Linked DNA regions of Homo sapiens: region 2 is linked to region 1. The links are chromatin loops, found by intact Hi-C in ENCODE. Cell type or tissue: lower leg skin. All regions are shown on one strand. Links, peaks and the distances in the headings refer to the core of each region. The heading gives the core; the rest is flanking DNA.

Region 1 (7,579 bases), core at 1,401-6,400:
CTACTTGGTGCTGGAAATGGGGTCATTAAAACATAAAATTATCAGACCCTTTTGTAAGCAATGGTTGCCGTGAGAAGGCCCATGAGGCAGTAGGGGGTGGGGAACTAATCTCTTTCTTTACACCTTGGGGAAGCAGACCTTCAACAGGCTCAGTCGCCAGGTCCTTTGTCGCATACATGGTCATTGGTTGGGAAGATTCAGTTAATCAGGGCACTTTGCCTGAGAAAATCGCTTTAACAATTTTTTTTCTTTTTTATTATTATTATTATACTTTAAGTTTTAGGGTACATGTGCACAATGTGCAGGTTAGTTACATATGTACACATGTGCCATGCTGGTGTGCTGCACCCAATTAACTCGTCATTTAGCATTAGGTATATCTCCTAATGCCATCCCTCCCCCCTCCCCCCACCCCACAACAGTCCTCAGAGTGTGATGTTCCCCTTCCTGTGTCCATGTGTTCTCATTGTTCAATTCCCATCTATGAGTGAGAACATGCAGTGTTTGGTTTTTTGTCCTTGCGATAGTTTACCGAGAATGATGATTTCCAATTTCATCCATGTCCCTACAAAGGACATGAACTCATCCTTTTTTGTGGCTGCATAGTATTCCACGGTGTATATGTGCCACATTTTCTTAATCCAGTCTATCATTGTTGGACATTTGGGTTGGTTCCAAGTCTTTGCTATTGTGAATAGTGCCACAATAAACATACGTGTGCATGTGTCATTATAGCAGCATGATTTATAGTCCTTTGGGTATATACCCAGTGATGGGATGGCTGGGTCAAATGGTATTTCTAGTTCTAGATCCCTGAGGAATCGCCACACTGACTTCCACAATGGTTGAACTAGTTTACTGTCCCACCAACAGTGTAAAAGTGTTCCTGTTTCTCCATATCCTTTCCAGCACCTGTTGTTTCCTGACTTTTTAATGATTGCCATTCTAACAGGTGTGAGATGGTATCTCATTGTGCTTTTGATTTGCATTTCTCTGATGGCCAGTGATCATGAGCATTTTTTCATGTGTTTTTTTGGCTGCATAAATGTCTTCTTTTGAGAAGTGTCTGTTCATATCCTTTGCCCACTTTTTGATGGGGTTGTTTGTTTTTTTCTTGTAAATTTGTTTGAGTTCATTGTAGATTCTGGATATTAGCCCTTTGTCAGATGAGTAGGTTGCGAAAATTTTCTCCCATTTTGTAGGTTGCCTGTTCACTCTGATGGTAGTTTCTTTTGCTGTGCAGAATCTCTTTAGTTTAATTAGATCCCACTTAACAATTAATAGCTAGGAAAAAAATACGAAGGTACTTTTTCCCATTGTTTGATATATTTTTCAACATAATATTTCTTACTATTTTTTGAGAGCTTCTGAATACAACCCATATTTCATCTTCAGGGATAAAAATCCTCAAATCTTCTTGCCTTTTCCTTAATTTATAATTATTACTGAAAATAATAGAAAAGCATTAGCAACCTGGCTGGGCTCAGTGGCTCACGCCTGTAATCCCAGCACTTTGGGATGCCGAGGCAGGCGGATCATGAGGTCAAGAGATCGAGACCATTCTGGCCAACATGGTGAAACACGGTCTCTACTAAAAATACAAAAATTAGCTGGGCATGGTGGTGCACGCCTGTAGTCCCAGCTACTCGGGAAACTGAGGCAGGAGAATTGCTTGAACGTGGGAGGCAGAGGTTGAGAGAGCCAAGATTGTGCCACTGCACTCCAGCCTGGAGACAGAGCAAGACTCTGTCTCAAAAAAAAAAAAAAAGAAAAGAAAAGAAAAGAAAACCCTTAGCAACCATGTTGTATGTTTACACAGACTTTAATTACTAATCAATAGTTCTTTACTCTCTTTGGTAAAGAAAAATACCTTTCCCAGCTGGGCGCAATGGCTCATGCCTGTAATCCCAGCACTTTGGGAGGCCGAGGCGGGTGGATCACCTGAGGTCAGGAGTTTGAAACCAGCCTGGCTAACATGGTGAAACCCCATCTCTACTAAAAATACAAAATTAGCCAGGCATGGTGGCAGATGCCTGTAATCCCAGCTACTTCGGAGGCTGAGGCAGGAGAATCCCTTGAACCTGGGAGGCAGAGGTTGCAGTGAGCCGAGATCGTGCCACTGCACACCAGCCTGGGCAACAAGAGCGAAACTCCATCTCAAAAAAGAAAAAAAGGAAAAAAAAAGGAAAATACCTTTCCCAATTAACCAGTGTCCTTGTTGATGATTATTTTAATCTCCATGGCATTGTTTACTCCCCTTTGGTGGCCAAGGGAGAAGCCATTTTCAGAGGACTGATAGATTCCAGGCACAGCAATCACCTGGTCCCTGGGCTTCCCAGCTGGCAGGGCTGGCATTTGGGAAGACGAGGAATGGTGTAATCCACAGGAGCAGGCTGAGAAGGTGGCCGGGCAGAGCATCTGATCCCAGCGTCTGACACCAGTGGCCCATTCCCTCCACCTTCGCCGGGGCAAAGCCCACTTGTGCCTCGTGCATTTGCCTCTTGGTTCCTAGTCCTCTCTAAGAATCACTCTGAGGCACTGCTGAGCTGAGGAATCTCTGCACCAGATGTCATGGGATCCATTCAACCTGCAGAGGATAAAATGCAGATAGAGGAAGGTGGTCTCTGAGTTGGAAGAGAAGACACTGAGGCCTCTAGGTGCAGGTTTTAAGGAAAGGCGGTATATTAATATTTCATGCCATGCCACACAAAGGGTCTGCTGACCCAGGTGGATTGAAGTCTTGTGACTGCCTGGTAGGCTCTACTACCTATCTCATAAACAGAAGGTGCTAAACAGAGGCACAGAACCTGGCTGAATTGTTGCTACCAGCTAAAATGGGTTCTAGACCGCGGAGACCGCATCTGCCCGGCGAGCACAGAGCCTTGTCCCTTGCCACTCCGCCGCCCATCCACACCTGCTGCCAGCTCACCATGGATGATGATACTGTCGCCCTCGTCATCGACAATGGCTCTGGCATGTGCAGGGCTGGCTTCGCAGGCGACAGTGCTCTCCAGGCCGTCTTCCTCTCCATCATGGGGCACCCCAGGCACCAGGGTGTGATGGTGGGCATGGGTCAGAAGGACTCCTACGTGGGCGACAAGGGCCCAGAGCAAGAGAGGCATTCTGACCCTGAAGTACCGCATCGAGCATGGCATCGTCACCAACTGGGAGGATATGGAGGAGATTTGGCTCCACACCTTCTACAGTGAGCTGCATGTGGCTCCTGAGGAGCACCCCCTGCTGCTGACCGAGGCCTCTCTGAACCCCAAGGCCAACCACGAGAAGGTAAACCAGATCATGTTTGAGACCTTCAACACCCCAGCCATGTATGTGGCCATCCAGGCCTTGCTGTCCCTGTAAGCCTCTGGCCATACCACTGGCATCGTGATGGACTCTGGTGATGGGCTCACCCACACTGTGCCCATCTACGGGGGGGTATGCCCTCCCCCACACCATCCTGCATCTGGACCTGGCTGGCCCAGACCTGACTGACCACCTCATGAAGATCCTCACCGAGCGCGGCTACAGCTTCACCACCACGGCCAAGCGGGAAATCGTGCATGACATCGAGGAGAAGCTGTGCTATGTTGCCCTGGACTTTGAGCAGGAGATGGCCATGGTGGCCTCCAACCCCCTGCTGGAGAAGAGCTAGGAGCTGCCAGGTGGCCAAGTCATCTGCAATGAGCAGTTCCGCTGCCCTGAGGCACTCTTTCAGCCTTCCTTCCTGGGCATGGAATCCTGTGGCATCCATGAAACTACCTTCAACTCCATCATGAAGTGTGACATGGACATCTGCAAAGACCGGTACGTCAACAGAGTGCTGTCTGGCGGCACCACCGTGTACCCTGGCATCGCCGACAGGATGCAGGAGATCACCGGCCTGGCTCCAAGCACGATGAAGATCAAGATCATTGCTCCTTCTGAGCGCAAATACTCCATGTGGATTGGCAGCTCCATCCTGGCCTCGCTGTCTACCTCCCAGCAGATATGGATCAGCAAGCAGGAGTATGACGAGTCCAGCCCCTCCATCGTCCACCACAAATGCTTCTAGGCGGACTGTTACTTAGTTGCGTTACACCCTCTCTTGACAAAACCTAACCTGAGCAGAAAACAAGATGAGATTGGCATGGCTTTATTTGCTTTTTTGTTTTTTATGGTTTTTTTTTTGGCTTGACTCAGGATTTAAAAACTGGAACGGTGAAGGTGACAGCAGTTGGATGGAGCAAGCATCCCCCGAAGTTCTACAATGTGGCCGAGACTTTGATTGTACATTGTTCTTTTTTTTTTAATAATCATTCCAAATATTGTGAGATGCATTGTTACAGGAAGTCCCTTGCCCTCCTAAAAGCCACCCCGCTTCTCTTTAAGGAGAATGGCCCAGTCCCCTCCCGAGTCTACACAGGAGGTGATAGCATTGCTTCATGTAAATTATGTAATGCAAAACTTTTTTAATTTTCGCCTTAATACTTTTTAATTTTGCTTCATTTTGAATGATCAGCCTTCGTGGTGCCCCTTTTTTGTCCCCCAACTTGAGATGTATGAAGGCTTTTGGTCTCCCTAGGAGTGGGTAGAGGCAGCCAGGGTTTACCTGTACACTGACTTGAGACCAGCTGAATAAAAGTGCACACCTTAAAAATAAAATAATAAAATAAAATAAAATGGGTTCTAAGAAGTACCATTTTGTATTCTCATGACATGCACCACACTTATACTTTATTTTCATGATTCCAGAACCATATTTAGATCAACTAGAGTGATTTATGGAATATATTCAAAATAGAGGTTAACTCGTTCCCTGGGTGCTGTGTGGAAATTCAGTCACCCCAGAAGCATGGTCCATTCCTAAATCAGAAGAGACCCACGGAGCTGCCTGGGAAAGGGCCATATGCAGGGTAGGACACTGAGCAGGAGCCCAGGGGGAGGTGCCCATTATCCGGTCTGGGTCTAGGTCTGTTCTAGGTAATTAGACAGGCATGAGCGGGGCAGGAGAGGGCTCTCCCCCAACACACTAGGAATGTCAAGTGATGGCTCAGCAGTTACCACATTGCTGCTCTAAAAATGGTAATTGGGCAGCCAGGGAGAGACAATCTCTGGATGGTCCACACCTGTTAACATTAAAAGCGTTAATTGCCGAAACCCAGGATCTAACCAGGGACCTTTAGATCTTCAGTCTAACGCTCTCCCAAGGTGGGCAGGTCACAAGGTCAAGAGATCGAGACCATCCTGGCCAGCATGGTGAAAACCCGTCTCTGCTAAACATACAAAAATTAGCTGGGCATGGTGGCACGTGCCTGTAGTCCCAACTACTCAGGAGGCTGAGGCAGGAGAATCTCTTGAACCAAGAGTTGGAGGTTGCAGTGAGCCAAGATCGCGCCACCGCACTCCAGCCTGGTGACAGAGCGAGACTCCGTCTCAAAAAAAAAAAAAGTGTTAATTGAATGCAGACCCCAGGGAGAAGCAGCTTCTGGGGCATACACGTTAAGTGACAAAATGGCAAAGTATGATGCTGCGGGGGACACACGCCACCAGAGAAAGGAAAAAGCCTCAGATGGGCAGGCATGTAACTCCCTAAACACACTGCACGTGCTCATTTCCAAAGGGTAAGGAAAGCACTGCGCATGTGGAAAGCACACCCTAGGGGAAGAATCATGGGAAAGAGGCGAGCCTATGAAGTCCCAGGATCAAGGTTAAAGGGGCTGTTTTTCTCTCTTTGACCTTCAGGCGCTCACTTGGGTCTCTCCCAAGGGTTCTTTCCTTTCTTTTCTGTTCTAAAGCCTTTTTAATAAACTTCCACTCCTGCTCTGAAACTTGCCTCTGTCTCTTTTTCTGCTTTATGGCCCTCAGTTTAATGCTTTCTTCGGAGGAGGCAAGGGCTGAAGTTGCTACAGACCCATATGGACACACTGCCAGTAACTTGGGGTAACTCAGATCTCCGCCATCGCTAACAGATCCAGCCCTTCTGCAGACCAGCTCTCAGCTAACATACATCCCTGGTTAGCTCACCCCCGTGATGGGTGGGCTGTGTTCTGTGATCACCCAGGTCTTATCTATTCCTAATGTTCCCTGATCCTGTTACCCTCTGACCACTGGACAGATACCCAGTGGTTCACTTGGATGGTTCAAAACTGTTCCTAGCCCTTAAAAGCTGGTAAATTAAAAAGAAGAGAGCTTACAGATGGCCAGCTTCTTCTCCCCTAAATAGCAAGCCTGTAAAATAGTCCCTTTTCCTGGGGATAGTGAACATGGATCAGTTAGAAATAAGGGATATTCAGGTTGGGAGAGGACAGAAGCACCTACAGGGAGGCTGCTGAAGATGAGGCCCTGTGGAGTTCCCCTCCATTAATTTTTCACAAAACTGTAGAAGCAAACTAATAATCATGTTGTCTAATATATGACCATGTCACCTGCAGCTGGGAGGGGGCGGGGAGAGAAAATGACTACCCTCGACTTCCAATTATGCTATGATAACAGTTTAAATTTTATTGAGTAAATAATTATCTCTGTGGGTTTAACAAAAAACAAAACAAAACACAGCACAACACCATTAGTCATCTGTCTGAGGTAAAGCTGAAATATATATTTAACACATGCGTTTCTTATTCAATGCCCTGATTCAGAGCAAGGCGTGAGCCACTCATACCTCCAGGGGGTAAATGACTAGCTATTTTGGTAAATTAGGTTTTTGTTTTCATTTCCTGTTAGATTCTTTGTCTTCAGTTTTTAATTTATTTTGAACCAAAGGCAAGAGTGAAGGGGGGTATGTGGGTTTCTCATAATGATCTATAGGAGAATTTGACATGTGTCAGGTGTCAGTTTGGCATGTGCATGGCCCAGTTCAGGAGGAAACAGGGGTACATTAGTGTTGCTTGGAAGAAGTAGGGAGGCAGACAACAGGGCTTCGGACACACCGATTTATCCTTAAAAGCAGCAGCTAGTAAGCCCTCTTCTGATGTGCGCTGGGTCAGAAGCAAAGGCTTTGAGGACAGTATTAGGAGATAAAATCCTGAGATAAAATTGATATTTTTCCCTACTGATTCTAAGAAGTCAAATAGAAGCCTTATGTGTGTGGCTGGCATCAATTTCGCTGTCTGCTTGCCCAATGATGACAGTTTTTTCTCTCTCTTTGTTTACTTTCTTTTTAAAAAATCTTCATCCTTTTTTTGGGGGTGGACAGGGTCTCACTCTGTTGCCCAGGCTGAATGCAGTGGCACGATCATGACTCACTGCAGCCTCGACCCCCCAGGCCCAGATGATCCTCCCACCTCAGCCTCCCAACTAGCTGGGACCACAGGTGTGCACCACCGTGCCCAACTAATTTTTTATTTTTTGTAGAGAGGGGGTCTTGCTATGTTGCCAAGGCTGGTCTCAAACCCCTGAATTCAAGAGAGCCTCCCACCTTGGCCTCCCAAAATGTTGAGATTACAGGCACGAACCACTGTGCCAGGCAACAGTTCTCTCTAACTAGATAACGAAGGGATGGGGTACTTCCAGGGTGCTGGCCCCTTATATAGGCTTTCCTATCATGGAGTCTCTCTTGGCTCATGACAACATCTGGATTCTCTTGCCTGTGTGGTACAGG
Region 2 (7,579 bases), core at 1,109-6,108, 260 kb after region 1:
TGGCATGACAATACTTTAAGGGGAAGATAAGATTTCTTTCTACTTCTAAATGATACTGTGATACCTTAGGCACTAAGGCAGAGCTAGTAATGCTTTCGTAGTTTCACATTGGCTTATTTTAACAGATCAAGGCAACGTGTGTTGTAAGTATGTAAACTGATACTAACCTTGTGGTCTAAAGTATTTAGCTATCAAGCCAGATTCCCTAGTAGACCAAGTCTTATTATCAAAGTGTTCTGAGGTGTACCTTGATGTTTAGGAGAAAAGTATTTGTTAACATCTTCTAGGATCTACTTTTTGAACTTTTCATTCCCTGTAGTTGCCAATTCTGCATGTGCTAGTCCTCTAGAAATAGGTTAAACTGAAGCAACTCGATGGAAGGAACTCTCCACAGGGCTTGTTTTCCAAAGAAAAGTATTGCTTGGAGGAGCAAAATTATTAGCCTACTCTAAGCATCATAAAGTGTTCAAAAAATTGGCCGGTTGCGGTGGCTCACGCCTGTAATCCCAGCACTTTGGGAAGCCCATGCAGGTGGATCACCTGAGGTCAGGAGTTTGAGACTAGCCTGGCCAACATGGTGAAACCCTGTCTCCACTAAAAATACAAAAATTAGCCGGGCGTGATGGTGCATGCCTGTAATCCTAGCTGCCCAGGAGGCTGAAGCAGGAGAATCGCTTGAACCCGGGAGGCGGAGGTTACAGTGAGCCGAGATTGTGCCACTGCACTCCAGCCTGGGAGACAGAGCAAGACTCTGTCTCAAAAAAAAAAATAAGATAAAATAACAAAAACTCAGAGCCAGGCTTGCGGATGGAAATGTAGTGCCCGAGTCACATTCTGCTTAAAGTTGTAATGAATACAGATGAGTTAAAAGAGAGAAAAAAAAAAGAGGTAGAGAAAGAATTTAAAATGACAAGTTTTTTAAAGTAAATGCTCTGCAGGCAGGTGTTGTGGCTCTGGTCTGTAACTTCAGTTACTCAGGAAGTGGAGGTGGGAGGATCCCTTCAGCCCAGGAGTTCAAGACCAGCTTGAGCAACATAGCAAGATCTCATCTCAATTTAAAATAAAATAAAAATTTTTAAAAATGAAGTAAATGCTCTATGAAAAGGAAACCCAAGGGCCTAGAGGCAGTAGGAACTGGTTTTCAGTAGTAAAGTTGAGGGGCATGTGGAGTCCATCTTGGCTTTCCTCTGACAGCCAGTGAAGATGGAACCCGTATCCGCACACTGAAGCTGCTCCCTGGGCTTGCTGCATGCCTGCCTGCAGGTTGGTTGAGCTTTGCAGGAAAGCCGCGTTGGCAAGTGTGCCAGGACCCTGAACTGCTTTGGGGACCGACAGAATGCAAGTCTGAGGCCGTAGAGACTTAGGGAGGGGAAGTGCAGCTGCTGTTTGCTGCCAGATGCTGGGTGTGGGTTTGACACTTGCTTCCCCTTGGTGCAGAGAGACTCAGGCCCTCGTTGGTTCAGAGCTAGATGCCATTGAGCAGATACGCTTGCCTGGAGTAAGGCTGGGGGCCTTAGTGGGTGGCGTTGTGGGGGTCTGTGTGTTTCTCCCAAGTCCTACCAAAGACCTCACCTAGGATTGCCACAAGAGCCACATTCAGGGGAATCTCGGGCCCAAATGAGGCTGGGGCCTCTGTCATTTTTCCTGATTCAGCTCCATTCTGTCTCCTGCACCCACGCTCCTCAGACACTGGCACTTCTGTCCCTCCTCCGTTTGGGGCCTAGGGAAGTTTCACCTCCTGGCTAGGAGTGGTAGTACTCTGAGGGGTTTGCCAAATGGCTCATTTAGAATCTGCTTGTGTGGGGAAGGAAAGCAGCAAGTTGCAAAGGAATGAATGAGAGGGCACAAGAGAGGGGAGCTTGGCCTGTGCCACGCTGTGGGGCCAGACTCTTGGCTGGACAGGAGGGGATGAAGATAACGCACACAGCTTGGATCATGTTTCCTCCCATATGACAGTGGAACCACTTCTGGAAGTTTCACCCTTTTTACTATTTATTTTAAACCTGAATAAGTAAATAAAGCCCCTGCCCCCTACCTCAAATCAAAACCCAAAACCTTCCTTGGGGTTTCCAGGAGCAAATGAAATTAAAATGTCTCATCTGATGGTCATCAGGAAGAGTGCTGATGGGTGAGTCTTCTGGCTTCCAAAGGGTGGGGCTAGGGGGTGTGTTGGAGCTTCCTCTTTGCTGCCCTGTGGTAGCTTAAAGCCCCTTTTCCTGGACCTGGTTGTTTTGAGTCAGTTCAGTGGCTTGGCCCTGCCGCCTGGGTCCAGAATTCTTCCCCTACCCCATACTCATTTTTTAACTTATTTTTAATTTTTATTTTTTTAGAGATAGGGTCTCACTGTGTCACCCATGCTGGAGTGTAGTGGTGGAACCATAGCTCACTGTAGCCTTGAACTCCTAGGCTCAACAATCCTCCTTCCTTAGCCTCCCAAGTATCTGGGACCACAGGCATGCACCACCATGCCCAACTAATTTTTGTTGATTTTATAAAAATGTGTTTTAGAGACAGGGTCTCGCTATGTTATCCAGGCTGGTCTTCTGACCCTGAGAGATCCTCCTGCTTCAGCCTCCTGAGTAGCTAGGACTACAGGCATGCATCACTACTCCAGGCTAATTTCTCAATTTTTTTTTTTGTAGCGATGGAGTCACACTATGTTATCCAGGCTGGTCGTGAACTCCTGGGCTCAAGCCGTCCTTCTGCCTCTGCCTCCCAAAGTGTTGGGATTACACATGTGAGCCACCACACCCAGCCACTCATTTTTGACATAACAGTACAAAAGGGTTGATGAACTGTTTTGTAAAAAGAAACAACAATAACAAATGAAAACCAAAAACACCCTCTCTCACTGAGGGAGAGTTGGGTCCATTTTACCCAAGCATTAGGGGGTAAGCCCCACCAATTTGGAGCCACAGTCTTGGTGTCAGAAAGCTTAGGTTTCCATCCTTGTTTTACTCCTTTCTAGCTGTGTGAGCTTAGAGAAGTTACTGATCCTTACTGAGCTCTTCTTTTTTTTTTTTTTGAGATGGAGTCTCACTCTGTCACCCAGGCAGGAGTGCAATGGTATGGTCTCGGCTCACTGCAACCTCTGCCTCCCGGGTTCAAGTGATTCTCCCGCCTCAGCCTCCCGGGTATCTGGGACTACAGGCATGTGCCACCACACCCAGCTAATTTTTTGTATTTTTAGTAGAGACGGGGTTTCACTATGTTGGCCAGGCTAGTCTTGAACTCCTGACCTCGTGATCTGCCCGCCTCGGGCTCTCAAAGTGCTGGGATTACAGGCATAAACCACTGCGCCCGGCCTGAGCTCTTCTTTAAAATGGGAATCGTATGTAACTCTCAAAGGGGTCAAAGGAATTAAATTAGAATATACTCCTGACAGCCCTGGCAGTGCCCTGGCATTGGGTTGCCAGATGAAATTCAGGAAACCTAGTTAAGTTCAAATTTCAAATAAATATGAAGTAATTCTTTCATATGTGCAATTATTGCAAAAACTGTGTGTCCTATAGTTTTATTTGCTAAATCTGGCTACTGCACCCTGGCATATTACAGGAGTTGGTAAATGTTTCCACGTTTTGACTTCCTCATAAGCCCATCTACAAAGGGCTTCAGATGGCCAGGCATGGTGGCTCACGCCTGTAATCCCAAAACTTTGGGGGGCCGAGGTGGGCGGATCATGAGGTCAGAAGATCGAGACCATCCTGGCTAACACGGTGAAACCCCGTCTCTACTAAAAAAATACAAAAAATTAGCCAGGCGTGGTGGTGGGCGCCTGTAGTCCCAGCTACTTGGGAAGCTGAGGCAGGAGAATGGCAGGAAGCTGAGGCAGGAGAATGGCGTGAACCTGGGAGGCGGAGCTTGCAGTGAGCTGAGATTGTGCCACTGCACTCCAGCCTGAGCGACAGAGCAAAACTCTGTCTCAAAAAAAAAAAAGAAGAAAGGGCTTCAGACACTGCCTGATTTCAATGTTGCTACGTTGTGGTTTGAAGGATGGGGAGATAAGGAAGGTGAAGGTATAAAAATTGGCTAAGATCTCAACCTTATGTCCACAAGTAGAAGAGCATAAAAATAGTATAAAAATACTGAAGGCCAGTACAGTGTCCTGCGTGATCACGAATTCACCCTTTATGGTGTGTATAAATAAGTTTCAGGGTCTCCCAATAATTCACCATTATCTAGAAATTTAAAATTCTGTTTATAATGATATGGAAAAGTGCTTATGGCATCATTTTAAGCAAGAAAAGCAGGGAAAAAATGTAGCTACATTGTGATCTCTACCACATTAAACTGCATAGGAGAAAAAAAATCTGGGAGGAAATATGTGAAAATAACTGTGTCATTGGGATTTATGTTCATCCCTGCATCTTTATACCTGGCAATATTATCCAAAGTTTCTATAATGAACTTACTACTCTTAAAATTAATCTGAAAGTTCTCTCTTAAGTTATGTTTATCATTGTTTTACATGATAAATATAACTCTTAAGTTATATTTATCATTGTTTTACATTATGAATACAATTCTAAATGAATTAAACAACTTACGGGAAATATAACTTCAAACTCTTAAGAATGGACGTAATATAGAAATTCAGGGTGTAACAAAACCATATGATCTTTAAAAATACCTTTGTTATGAAATATAACACAAACAGGAAAGTGGATGAAACAAGAATGTACAGCTGAACACGTTTTCATAAAGCAGAGACCCAGGTAACCAGCAAGGTCAAGAACAAGAACACTGTCAGCCCTGCTGAAGCCCAGTGTTCTCTTGCCCAGTCACAATCCCCTCAATTTCCCTAGTCAGTTTGTTATTTACTTCCTTTTCCTTTCGTTTCAGTTTGACCACCTAAATTGTGTTCCTAAAAAACATGTTCTTGAACTTGATATAAATGGAATCATCTGGTAAGTATTCTATTGTGTCTGGCTTCTTTCACCCAACATGCTTTTAAAAAGGTTCACTCATGGCCAGGCATGGTGGCTCACGCCTGTAATCCCAGCACTTTGGGAGGCTGAGGCAGGTGGACTATGAGGTCAGGAGATTGAGACCATCCTGGCTAACATGGTGAAACCCCATCTCTACTAAAAATACAAAAAATTAGCCGGGCATGGTGGCGCATGCCTGTAATCCCAGCTACTTGGGAGGCTGAGGCAGGAAAATCGCTTGAACCCAGGAGCGGAGCTTGCAGTGAGCTGAGATCATGCCACTGCACTTCAGCCTGGGTGACAGAACGAGACTCCGTTTTTTAAAAAAAAAAAAAAAGAAAGAAAAAAAAGATTCACTTATATTGCTTACCACTTTAATTTAAACTTCTTCATTTTTGTTGCCATATTAGCATTTCAAGGTAGAACTATGCTCCTGTTTCTTGATTCATCCTACTGTTGATGTGCAATTGGGTGACTCCCAAGTTTTGGCATGGCAAACTGCTGCTGCTATCAATATCCTTGTCTGCGTCTCCTGGGCCCATGTACTCACGTGAGCTGATGTTTTAGCTTCTGTCAGCTAACCTAACTTTGTGGTAATGAGATTTATATCTATACACATCCACGACTGTAAAAGAAAAAACTGATACAGACACTGGAGTTTGGGGATCTGAAGTTGTGGATCTTGTTGTCATGAATTAGTTCCTATTAGTGACAAATTCATATTTCAGAGGACTAAAAACCCAGCAGTTTTCATACATATCAGAATAAACCTGCTGTTAGTCTAAATGCTTTAACAATTCTTTTAAATGGAAAGAAAAAGTCTGAAAAGTCTTTTTATTTTAGGCCAGATGCAGTGAATCCACCTGTAATCCCAGCACTTTGGGAGGTGGAGGCAGGTGGATCACTTGAGGTCAGGAGTTCAAGACCAACCTGACCAACATGCTGAAACCCTGTCTCTACTAAAAATACAAAAAATTAGCCGGCGTGGTGGCGGGCGCCTGTAGTGCCAGCTATTCAGCAGGCTGAGGCAGGAGACTCGCTTGAACTCAGGAGGCAGAGCTTGCAGTGAGGCGAGATGGTGCCACTGCACCCCAGCCTGGGCGACAGCGAAACTGTCTCAAAAAATAAATAAATAGTCTTTTTATTTCAAAATGATAGCATCTAAATGTGAAGGTTTCTGCTTTGTGACTAATAAAAACATTTGTCAATATTCCAAATTAGACAGTTTTGCTTTGAGTCAGAATTAGAAATTTCTTTGCACCAGAAGAGATTTTAGAGACACTATGTAGTTCAATCCCTTATTATATAAATAGTAAGAAAAAGCTCTTTAAGGTCAAATGTCTTCTCCAGGCCATACTTAGCTAGGGAGTTTAGAACCAGGACTTCTGACTTCTAACCTCGAATGTTATAAAACTTCCTAAAAATATTACATGGCACTACCTTTCAAACTATGGCATGTGTAGGAGACTAAGAATGTTATTATGCCATTGCCACTGTCACTGTATCTGATTTATTAATTAATGCACCCACCTGAGCATGAGCCTGGCTGCTTGATTTTTCTGCCATCTCAATTTTACAACAGAGATATGGGTAAGATCGCAGATATTATGAGGTGAAGAGGCAGTGGTCATATTTTGCAAAATTTTGGTACACATGGCAACAGATGGCTGTAAATTGCTAAATTCTTGAAAGTCACAGCTTGAAAGTTACCGTGACCATCTAGTGCTGACTATGGAATAGTAGTAAGGTGCTGGGGACAGGGACTTCTGTGAAGCTCTGGCTCTGATTCTCAAATGCCAGCTTGAGATCTGAAACTGACCTGGGATGGCATTTTTCTTGATCTTGGTAATAGAAGAGAAAAAAAGGACATATTAAGAAGTTTTTCATAAAGTTAACTTTGTTCAATTTGAAGGACCACTTTTTCTATGCTGAGATCTGTCCTTCCTACTTTTTGTATGTATTAAAATATCCTTTTAAAAATAGTATATATATATATATTTGACATGGAGCTTCCCTCTTTTGCCCAGGCTGGAGTGCAGTGGCGCAGTCGTGGCTTACTACAACTTCCGCCTCCTCGGTCCAAGTGATTCTCCTGTCTCAGCCTCCCAAGTAGCTGGGATTACAGGCGCCCACTACCATGCAGGCTAATTTTTGTATTTTCAGTAGAGACGGGGTTTCACCATGTTGGTCAGGCTGGTCTCGAACTCCTGATTTCAGGTGATCCACCCACCTTGGCCTCCCAAAGTGCTAGGATTTCAGGCGTGAGCCACCACGCTTGGCCAAAATAGTATTTTTTTGAGACAGAGTCTCGCTCTGTCGCCCAGGCTGGAGTGCAGTGGCGCAATCTCAGCTCACTGCAACCTCCACCTCCCAGGTTCAAGCAATTCTCCTGCCTCAGCCTACCAAGTAGCTGGGATTACTGGCACAGGCCACCATGCTTAGTTAATTTTTGTATTTTTAGTAGAGACGGGGTTTCATCATGTTGTCCAGGCTGGTCTCGAGCTCCTGGCCTCAAGCGATCCACCTGCCTTGACCTCTCAAAGTGCTGGGAGTACAGGTGTGAGCCACCATGCCTGGACTCTCCCCTCACTTTTAGTGTCCAACTCCTTCATTAAGAAGCCTTACATTTTAGCCCCCTCATCCTGCACTAG

Evidence for each region. Peaks named below come from ENCODE experiments on the same cell type or tissue, not always from the same donor. Only the 100,000 strongest peaks of a DNase experiment are listed, where the experiment ranks them.
Region 2: it touches region 1 in a loop (3-fold over the local background); 6 of 110 quality-filtered maps call a loop at or near these places.

Annotation. Positions count from the first base shown.
Region 1 is chr18:62,439,079-62,446,657 of GRCh38, forward strand. It overlaps the pseudogene ACTBP9. Among named protein-coding and RNA genes, the nearest start is that of ZCCHC2, 80 kb to the right of the region's middle. In lower leg skin, for the core only: no CTCF peak of the experiment used is centred there; DNase peaks (open chromatin) are centred at 3,283, 3,513 and 3,863.
Region 2 is chr18:62,701,088-62,708,666 of GRCh38, forward strand. No RefSeq gene overlaps it. Among named protein-coding and RNA genes, the nearest start is that of PHLPP1, 11 kb to the right of the region's middle. RefSeq lists a silencer at 1,425-1,474. In lower leg skin, for the core only: no CTCF peak of the experiment used is centred there; no DNase peak of the experiment used is centred there.